Regions from separate parts of the Homo sapiens genome. Here regions 1 and 3 are each linked to region 2. A link is a contact called in ENCODE Hi-C or POLR2A ChIA-PET data. All regions are on one chromosome and are shown on one strand. The core of a region is the stretch at or near the end of the contact, and the rest is flanking DNA. Distances in the headings are between cores, read along the strand shown. Region 1 has its middle 81 kb from the start of P3H2-AS1. Region 2 overlaps TPRG1 (tumor protein p63 regulated 1). Region 3 overlaps P3H2 (prolyl 3-hydroxylase 2).

Region 1 (3,603 bases), core at 670-3,169, 910 kb after region 2:
AATACAAAAATTGGCCGTGCATGGTGGGCACACCTGTAATCCCAGCTACCTGGGAGGCTGAGGCAGGAGAATCACTTGAACCCGGGAGGCGGAGGTTGCAGTGAGTTGCGATTGTGCCACTGCGCTCCAGCTCCAGCCTGGGCAACAAGGGCAACAGCAGTCTGAATATATATATATATATATCTCCTCAGGGATAGGAGCAAGCAGGAATCATTTCTTTTTTTTTTTTTTGAGACGGAGTCTCACTCTGTCGCCCAGGATGGAGTGCAGTGGCACCATCTCAGCTCACTACAAGCTCCGCCTCCTGGATTAACGCTGTTCTCCTGCCTTGCCTCCCCAGCAGCTGGGACTACAGGCTCCCGCCACCACACCCAGCTAATTTTTTGTATTTGTAGTAGAGATGGGGTTCCACCATGTTAGCCAGGATGGTCTCGATCTCCTGACCTTGTGATCCGCCCGCCTCGGCCTCCCAAAGTGCTGGGATTACAGGCGTGAGCGACCGCACCCGGTCAGTCATTTCTTAATAAAAGAGTTGCCTGGCCTACCTCTTTAAGAAGAACAGCAACTCACCTTGCAAACATAATTCAAGTATATGTGTGTGTGTGTGTGTATATATATATACACACGCATATATATGTGTATATATATATTTATGTCAAACCTCATATATATGTATATGTGTGTGTGTATATATATGTCAATATATTTTTATGTCAAACCTCATATATATAATATATATAATATTAATAAAATATATTATATATTATATATATTATATATAATAAAATATAATATATATTATATATAATATATAATAAAATATATTATATATTATATATATTATATATAATAAAATATAATATATATTATATATAATATATAATAAAATATATTATATATTATATATATTATATATAATAAAATATATTATATATTATATATATATGAGGTTTGACATAAACCTCAGGGGTGGGGGTGGTGGAAGGGAGAGCATCAGGAAAAATAGCTATTGCATGCTGGGCTTAATACCTAGGTGATAGGTTGATAGGTGCAGCAAACCACCATGGCACACGTTTACCAATGTAACAAACCTGCACATCCTGCACATGTACCCTGCACATTTACCTATGTAACAAACCTGTAGATCCTGCACATGTAACTTAAAATAAATAAATAAATAAGGCTTTAGAATGAAATTGAGTTTAGGGCCATGAATACAGTTTGACGGGTGTGGGCACAGAGGTGATGTTTGGCATCAGAGTAGATAAGTTATTTGAAGAGAGAAAAACAAAAAGAATAGAGTAAAGCAGAAGATGAGAAACTAAACTCTACTGAGTACCCACAGTTCTGCAGTGGAGTAAAGAAGAAGAATTAGAGAAAGTACTCTCTCTATATAGTATTCGTATATGTATATGAATGAAGGATTTAGTAAAGTATAATTTATGGTAATAGTTTTTACCGTCAGAAGTATTTTCTTTATTTTATATTGAAGTTTTTGTTTTAAGATTAATACTGTTGGCCGGGCGCGGTGGCTCACGCTTGTAATCCCAGCACTTTGGGAGGCAGAGGCGGGCGGATCACGAGGTCAGGAGATCGAGACCATCCTGGCTAAAACGGTGAAACCCCGTCTCTACTAAAAATACAAAAACTTAGCCGGGAGTGGTTGTGGGCGCCTGTAGTCCCAGTTACTCGGGAGGCTGGAGAATGGCGTGAACCCGGGAGGCGGGGCTTGCAGTGAGCCGAGATCGCGCTACTGCACTCCAGCCTGGGCGACAGAGCGAGGCTCCGTCTCAAAAAAAAAAAAAAAAAAAAAAGAAAAAGATTAATACTATTGTCAGTATGCTGGTTCATTGTGGAGTATAAAATAATTTATTCTTCTCCATGAGCAAGTCGTGATCAGTTTCTTGTCTAAAAACCTTCCTATAAGTCCAGGAAAGATGGCTTATTCTGCCATCTTGTGGCTTGTTTTATTATGTTATCACTGTACATTGAGAAGTAATGGGTTAAAAGAAAACCAAACCGAAATTTACCCGAAGGTGTATTTTAATTATAGTACATACTAAGTGTATATTGGAGGCCAGGCAATAGAGCTAGGAAAATAAAAATATGAGGTATATCCTTCTCTTAAGGTTGATATTGGGCACCCGTTCAGAATATTCCTTCTCATAAAGTTCTAGGAAATAAAATCATAAATTAAGTAGGAATAAGCCTAACATGAAATGAACAAGATATTTATAAGGAAAATTGTAGAACCCTACTAAGGAACATAGAATAATGAAGGGATATATTGTAATTGTTAAAATATTTATTATTATAATATGCATACATCTTCCAGAGTAAGCTACAGGTCTGAAAATATCACAGGCAAAACCCCCAAAGAATGTTGTTTGTATATTTGAATATTATAACTTGGTAGTATAGTTCAAATGTAAGAGAAAATGTGAAACAATAACAAAAGAAAAATGAAAAAGAAAGGAGAAGAAAAAGGGCTTGCTTAAGATATAAAATGCACCATAACATAACAGTCATTAAAAGACACAAAATATGCAAAAGTAAACAAGTAGGCCAGCTGAATCGCATAGAGTCCAGGAAGAAACTCATGAAAAGTATTGACAGCTGATATTTGAAGTGACATTTTAAGTTGGTGGGGGAAAAAGAGAGCAAGTATTTCATGAATGATGTTTTAAAAATTTACCACGCATTGGGAAAAAATAGAGTTGTTTTCAACTTTAAGCTATATACCAATATGAATTTCTTATGTTTAGAGAGCTAGATGTGACAAAAAAGTCTATGTAAGTGTGATATGGTTTGGCTGTGTCCCCACCCAAATCTCATCTTGAATTGTAGCTCCCATAATTCCCATATGTTGTCGGAGGGACCTGGTAGAAGGTAATTGAATCATGGGGGCAGTTCCCCCATACTGTTCTCATGGTAGTGAATGAGTCCCATGACATCTGATGGTTTTATAAGGGGAAACCCCTTTTGCTTGGCTTTCATTCTCTCCTAAACTGCTCCCATGTAAGATGTACCTTTCACCTTCTGCCGTGAGTGTGAGACCTCCCCAGCCAAGTGGAACTGTGAGTCTATTAAACCTCTTTTCTTCTTTGTAAATTGTCCAGTCTTGGGTATGTCTTTGTCAGCAGCATGAGAACAGACTAATACATTAAATTGGTACTGGTAGACTGGGGTACTGCTGTAAAGATACCCAAAAATATGGAAGTGGTGTTGGAACTGGGTAACAAGCAGGTGTTGGAACAGTTTGGAGGGCTCAGAAGAAGACAGGAAAATGTGGGAAAGTTTGGAACTTCCTGGAAACATTTTCAATGGCTTTGACCAAAATGCTGATAATGATATGGACGATGAAATTCAGGCTGAGGTCATCTCAGATGGAGATGAGGAATTTGTTGGGAACTGGAATAAGGTGACTCTTGCTATATTTTAGCAAGGAGACTGGTGGCATTTTGCCACTGCCCTAGAGATTTGCAGAACTTTGAAATTGAGGGAGATGATTTAGGGTATCTGGCAGAAGAAATTTCTAAGCAGCAAAGCCTTCAAGATGTGACTTATGTTCTGTTAAAAGCGTTCAATTTTAAAAGGGAAACA
Region 2 (3,245 bases), core at 376-2,875:
AGGCAAAGAGCTTTCTCCCAGTGACGCTTTGCCTTTTACAATTGAAGAAAAGATCTTCCTTGGGGAATTCTACTTGTCTCATTGTCCAGACAATGTTGCACGGTCATCTCTAGGCAGAGGAATCAAGTATTTTGGCTTTATAGATTTCTATATGTGGATGGCAAAAGAAAAAAAGGTTGCACACACAGTACCTGTTTCTTTCTTTCTTTCTTTTTTTTTTTTTTTGAGACAGAGTCTTGCTCTGTTGCCCAGGCTGGAGTGCAGTGGCACGATCTCGGCTCACTGCAAGCTCCGCCTCCCAGGTTCATGCCATTCTCCTGCCTCAGCCTCCCGAGTAGCTGGGACTACAGGCGCCCACCACCACACCTGGCTAATTTTTTGTATTTTTAGTAGAGACGGGGTTTCACCCTGTTAGCCAGGATGGTCTCGATCTCCTGACCTCGTGATCTGCCCGCCTCAGCCTCCCAAAGTGCTGGGATTACAGGCGTGAGCCACCATGCCCAGCCTACTTGTTTCTTTAAAGATGCCGAGTTAATATTGCCTAGAGGAATCACTGGATTTTTCTAATGATGCTTAAATACCAGCATTTTCAATAAAAAGGCCATTCTTTCAGCAAAACTCAAATGTGTTTATTTTTTGCCTATTTTCCCCCAATTTTAAGGTGTGATTTTTAATGAAAGAACGTTTTAGGTGGGAATTTGCGAAAAGATTGAGAATTGAGTTCATAATGATGAAATGACTTTATCACCCAACTTTAAAATTGTGAGAATTTTAATTTTTAAATTAAAAAAATTTAAGTTAATAAAATTTAAATTTAAAAAATTTAAATTTTTAACACAAAGTTTATGTCTGAGACAGTGAGAGAGAAAAGAGAGAGACAGAGGAAAAAGAGAGAGGAGAGAAAATTATGTGTGTATATGGTTGTGTGTGTGTGGTTGTGTGTGTATACACAACCAAAATTTAGCTAAATAATAAAACTAGTTTTCAAAATGTTTAGATTCAGATCAATAATGTAGTTGCTTCACTTTTTAAAAAATGAATAACATTGTATGTAAAAAAAAGATGCTGCTATTTGTGATAAACTAATATAACAAAGTCTATATAAACTTTAGGATTTTTTTCTGCAACGTGTAGTGAGATTGTTGTGAGAAGTAAAAACAAAACTTCAAAGGCCAATGTACATTGCAGGAGAAGAGGAATGAATATTATAGCACATAGGATGACTAAGAAAAGCTATATATTAATACTATTCACCATCTAATTTTGGGATGATATGCTTGTTTTTTAAAGGTGCAAACCTGATCAATATCCTGATCATAAACCAGTAACTGAAGCATATTCAGCTTTGTAAATGACCTTGGGGCCTTTGCATTCTATCTCTTCTTAACTCCAGCTAACCTTTGATTCCGCTTTCCAATGTCCCCTTTTGCTTTTCTTTCCTCTTCCCACCTCAGTGGGGTCAAAGGCTTCTCACCTCTAAGCCTAACTCTGGGCAAACAGTATCATTCTGAGCTAAGTCGCAGTTTCAAAACTTTAAATAGACTTCATTATGATGCATAAGCAAATTAACCTTTGTAAGGGCAGCTTGCTGCAAGGAAGAAAGAAATTACTCAGCTGTTACTGCATCTATCGCAAACCACTGATTTGTGCCTAATAATGTGAGTTTTGAAAATAATCAGCATAAGATGGTCTTGCAAGATTCCAGCTTGTTATGAGGTAACCGAGTTTATGGGTGCCTGTATCTGTACGTGAGCCTTTCCTCCCCAAAAGCATTTATGGAAAATTTTATAATCATGTGTCACTCACCGATGTACTGTGTATTAGAGGGTAAGTCTAAGAGAGTAAAAACCTGGGCTGAAAAAAGCTGATTGGACCTTTAGCTTGTCTGATTGCTGAGTGATGGGAAACACACTGCACCTGCACTTCTTCCCCGTGGCTGTCTCCACCTGTATACCCCACAGGCATCTCAGACTCATCATCTTTCCCCTATATCTTGCTTCCTTAAAAACCTGCTTCTCTTCTGTAGGTCTTTATTTATGAGGATGGCCTCATTATCTTCCCAATTATGCAGGCTTAAAAAATCAGTCATTTTTCACTTCTTTCTCCCCCCGACCCCAAATCCAATCAGGTTGTCAAATTCAATCAAGTCAATCTTTGCCACATTTCTCAAACCTAACTCTTTCTGTTCCTACTGTCATGATCTTACTTTGGGTGTTTTTTTTTTTTTCTCTTGCTTCAATGATTTTGATGTTTTCCTGACTGTGATTCTATGTAGTGGTTAAGAGCTGAGATTCTGGAGACCTGCTGCCCCTGCTTAAGTTCAGGTTGAATCACTTGTTGACTACGTAGTCTTTGAAATGTCATTTAAATTATCTTTCTTTTGGTTTCTTCACCTGTAAAATGGGGATGATGATAGTTTTTACTCAGAAAATTGTGAGAATTAATTGAGACTACTTCTTTAACGTGCCTAATACAGCAGCACTAGGTAAATATTAAGTACTATGAGATTATTGTATCACCCTTTCAGTCTTACCAGTCTTTCAATCTATTCAACTTAAATCTATCAGATTACCTTATTAAAATACCATGCTGATCAACCTATATCTTTGCTCAGATTTTTGCCCACGATGCTCTATTATCTACTTATGCTTTATAAATGGGATTACAGAAAATCTCAGGTAACAGAGTTGTTATAGCTACTACAAGAAGCCACAGGATAAACATGCCATATCTACCTGAAGCCTAAATTTAATCAATTAAATGGTGTACATTTTCAGATATTGCTTTTATGTTAAAATCAACCAATGTAAATGAAATGCAATAGGAAACATAATTATATGGTTTTAATGATAAAACAATTGCAAATAAATTTTGTGTTTATGGCAAGTGGTCATGGCTCTATGGCAGTGGGGGTGTTCTACTGGCAAAATATGAGAAGCAGTAATGTGCAGCTTCATAGCCTGACTTATAAGAACTTTGCATTATGGTCCTAATCTACTTTTCTATTCTATCTATTTCTAGATTTCACTTATATAAATCATGACCTTGCCAAATCAGACACGTTGATTTTTCCCATATATGTCCCATCCTTCCTCTGCCAGTTAATTAACTTACATGGTTCCCTCCTTTTACCTGTTCTAAACCACTTAACACCTCCTCCCAACACTCACACACTCATGTCTACATTCATCCATGTCTTAAAGCCCACATTTCAGCGATGAATCGATAGAGTGTGATAAAGTAAA
Region 3 (3,517 bases), core at 142-2,641, 810 kb after region 2:
AACTCCGTCCCCCGCCCCCCCCGCCGCCCCCCCCCCCAAAAAAAACACTTCTATGATTGCATAAGGCTTGCCAAGGTCATTTTTCTCTGCAATGTATTCAATATTTTATATTACCTAAGCTTATTATCTTAATGTCTAAATGTCACAATTTTTGGTATTGAGGATAAGATACTAGGATTTATTAAAATGAGGAGTGAACAACTGCTGAGAGTTTCATAGTTTAGTAGCATTTAATAAATTTTTTTATCAGTGGAAATATTCTGCCAAATATTAAAATATATTGAAGCTGGCAGAGACTTCCAAGATTACATATTACAATCACCTCATTTTGTAAAAGAAGACTCTGAGGCCAAGAAAAGGTTAACTATTATAAAGCCCTACAGAGTTAGTAACATAATTAAAACTAGAGCCACACTTTCTATATTCCTCACTCTAATACAGTTTCCAAAATGTTCCACCCAATTTCATGCTATTATTCTCAAACTGACATATGAAGTTGGTATCATCATGAAAGGTCTGTCTTTACAAAACTATGATCAAGTGCAGAAAATGGTGTTTTTGAAGTATGTAAATACAGGCATACCGCTTCTGATTGTGCTTCATTTTATTGCACTTTCCAGATATTGTTTTTCACAAATTGAAGGTTTGTGGCGACCTTGCATCAGGCCACTTCTTTCAGTGCCACTTTTCCAACAGCATGTGCTCACCCCATGTCTCAACGTTACATTTTGGTAATTCTCACAATATTTTAAACTTTTTCATAGCTACCATTACTGTTACGATGATCTGTGATAACTGATCTTTGATGTTACTATTGCAGCTGGTTCGGGCCCCACAAACCATGCCCATATAAGATGGCAAACTTAATAGAAAAATGTTGTGTGTGTTCTGATGGCTTCATCAACTCACCATTCACCTGTCTCTCTCCCTGTCCTCAGGCCTCCCTGTCCCCTGAGACACAACAACACTGAAATTAGGCCAATTAATAATCCCACAATGGCTCTAAGTGTTCAAGTTAAGAGTCACATATCTCTCACTTTAAATCAAAAACTAAACATGATTAAGTTTACTGAGGAAGGCAGGTCAAAAGCCAAAATAGAATAAAAGCTAGGTTTCTTGCATCAGTTCACCAAATCATGAACGCAAAAAAAAAAAAAAAAAAAAAAAAAAGCGATTGAAGGAAATTAAAAGTGCTACTACAGTGAACACATGGATAAGAAAGTGAAACAGCCTTACTGCTGATATGGAGAAAGCTTTAGTGGTCTGGATAGAAAATCGAATCAGCCACAACATTCCTTAAGACCAAAGCATAATTCAGGGCAAGAGTCAAACTCTCCTCAATTCTGTGAAGGCTGAGAGAGCTGAGGAAGCTATAGAAAAACAGTCTGAAGCAAGCAGAAGTTGGTTCATGAGGTCTAAAAAAAGAAGCCGTCTTCATAAACATGAAAGTGCAAGATGACGCAGCAAGCGTTAATGTGGAAGCTGCAACAAGTTATCCGGAAGATCTAGCTAAAGTAATTAATAAAGGTGGCTGCACTAAACAACAAATTTTCATTGTAGATAAAGCATCTTCTTGGAAGATGTCACATAGGACTTTCTTAGCTAGAGAAAATGTTAATGCCGGATGTTAAAGCTTCAAAGGACAGACTGGCTCTATTGTTAGAGCTAATCCAGCTGGTGACTTTAACTTGAAGCCAATGTTCATTTACCATCCCCCAAATCCTAGGGCCCTTAAGAATTATGATAAATCTACTATGCCTTTGCTCTATAAATAGAATAACAAAGACTGGATGACATCATATCTGTTTACAGTATGGTTTACTGAGTATTTTAAGCCCACTGTTATCTGCTCAGAATAAAAGATTCATTTCAAAATATTACTGCTAATTGACAATGCTTCTAGTCACCCAAGAGCTCTGATGGAGGCGAACAAAGAGATTAACGTCGTTTTCCTGCTTACTAACATAACATCCATTCAGCAGCCTGTAATAGAGGAGTAACTTTGATTTTCAAGTCTTATTATTTAAGAAATATACCTTGTAAGGTTATGACTGCCATAGATAGTAATTCCTCTGGTGGATCTGGGCAAAGTAAACTGAAAACTTTCTGGAAAGGATTTACCATTCTAGATGTCATTAATAGCATTCGTGATTCATAAGGAGAAGGTCAAAATTTCAACATTAACAGAAGTTTGGAAGAAGTTGATTCCAACTCTCATGGATGATTTCGAGGAATTCAAGATTTCAGTGGAGAAAGTAACTGAAGTGTGGTAGAAATAGCAAGAGAACTAAAATAAAAAGTGGAGCCTGAGATGTTAGTTAATTACTGAAATCTTATAATAAAACTCGAACAGATAAAAAGTTGCTTCTTAAGGATGAGCAAAAAAAGTGGTTTCTTGATGTGGAAACTACTCCTGGTGAAGATGCAGTGAACACTGTTGAAATGACAACAAAAGATTGAGAATATTACATAAGCTTAGTTGATAAAGCAGTGGCAGGGTTTGAGAGAATTGACCACTTTGGAAAGAAGTTTACTGTGAGTAAAATGCTATCAAACAGCACAGTATGCTACAGAGAAAGTGTTCAAAAAAGGAAGAGTTAATTAATGGGGCAAACTTTCTTGTTTTTTTGTTTTCGTTTTTGTTTTAAATGCCAGTCACTCCAATTTACAGTAACCACCAACCTGATCAGTCAGCAGCCACCAACACTGAGGAAAGACTGTCCACCAGCAAAAAGACTGTATCTTGCTGAAGGCTCAGATACTTTTTAGCAATAAAGTATTTTTTAAAATTAAGGTATGTACATTGTTTTTTAGACATAATGTTATTGCATACTTAACAGACTAAATTATAATGTAAACACAAATTTTATATGCACTGGGAAACCAAAAAATAAAAATTGTGAGGCTTGCTTTATTGCAATGGTCTGGAACCAAACCTGCAATATTTCTGAGGTATGCTAGTTTTCTAAATAACTGTGTAAAATCATATGGACAAACCTATGTCCTAGGAGAACTGACAATTCAAATTCAACAAGCATGAGTTTCCATCACGTGCAAGACTCAAATAGTACTATCAGCCATATGTAAATGTTTAGGTCAAAGATTCACACACAATAATCTGGAATTTAGGAGGTATTGATCATAAGACTATCAGACTTAATCTGGGACAATGGGTTACAGGAAAAGAAATCATTACTTAGAAACTTTTTTTCCCTATTCCAAACTCTGTGTAAATTGGTTTTCCATAAATAACACATTAGGTAAACCTTTGTTAACTATCTTATTGGGAAAGTGGACCAGGATGATCAAATCTGTATTTATTTATGAAGAGTTAAATCACAGTGTTCTAGAGGAGCTCATCTACAGACATATAAACAAGTGAAAGGGCAGGCTGGTGGCAAGGCTGAAAGAGCACTGGGACTTTTCCATACTTCTAAAGCAGAGGTAGGAAAGAATACTCAACAACTTGACATGAACTATAGCACAATCCGGTTCACCGACTTATGGTTAATTTAGT

Evidence for each region. Hi-C counts contacts between places; a loop is a spot of excess contacts on that map. ChIA-PET counts read pairs that join two places held with the same protein, here RNA polymerase II (POLR2A). Pooled maps may share reads with other maps.
Region 1: a loop to region 2 is called in a map with no recorded cell type, with 2.0 times the contacts of the local background. The contact joins two enhancer-like sites. A Hi-C loop is called at or near these places in 5 of 168 maps with a recorded cell type or tissue (CD4-positive, alpha-beta memory T cell, chondrocyte, mesothelial cell of epicardium and 1 more), 12 of 37 single-sample maps with no recorded cell type and 14 of 50 pooled maps. POLR2A ChIA-PET finds 5 or more read pairs at or near these places in 2 of 52 experiments (GM10248 and activated T-cell).
Region 3: a map with no recorded cell type shows a loop between it and region 2 (3-fold over the local background). The contact joins two enhancer-like sites. A Hi-C loop is called at or near these places in 1 of 37 single-sample maps with no recorded cell type and 1 of 50 pooled maps. POLR2A ChIA-PET finds 5 or more read pairs at or near these places in 1 of 52 experiments (PC-9).

What each region holds. Positions count from the first base shown.
Region 1 is chr3:190,200,037-190,203,639 of GRCh38, forward strand. No RefSeq gene overlaps it. Among named protein-coding and RNA genes, the nearest start is that of P3H2-AS1, 81 kb to the left of the region's middle. Within about 2 kb of position 1,920, at least 4 of the 41 ENCODE cell types and tissues checked have a DNase peak (open chromatin) inside an H3K27ac peak, as active enhancers do.
Region 2 is chr3:189,287,191-189,290,435 of GRCh38, forward strand. All of the region lies in intron 4 of TPRG1 (tumor protein p63 regulated 1), which reads left to right. Among named protein-coding and RNA genes, the nearest start is that of TPRG1-AS2, 48 kb to the left of the region's middle. Within about 2 kb of position 1,626, at least 2 of the 41 ENCODE cell types and tissues checked have a DNase peak (open chromatin) inside an H3K27ac peak, as active enhancers do.
Region 3 is chr3:190,100,225-190,103,741 of GRCh38, forward strand. The region is part of intron 1 of P3H2 (prolyl 3-hydroxylase 2); the gene reads right to left. Among named protein-coding and RNA genes, the nearest start is that of P3H2, 19 kb to the right of the region's middle. Within about 2 kb of position 1,392, at least 4 of the 41 ENCODE cell types and tissues checked have a DNase peak (open chromatin) inside an H3K27ac peak, as active enhancers do.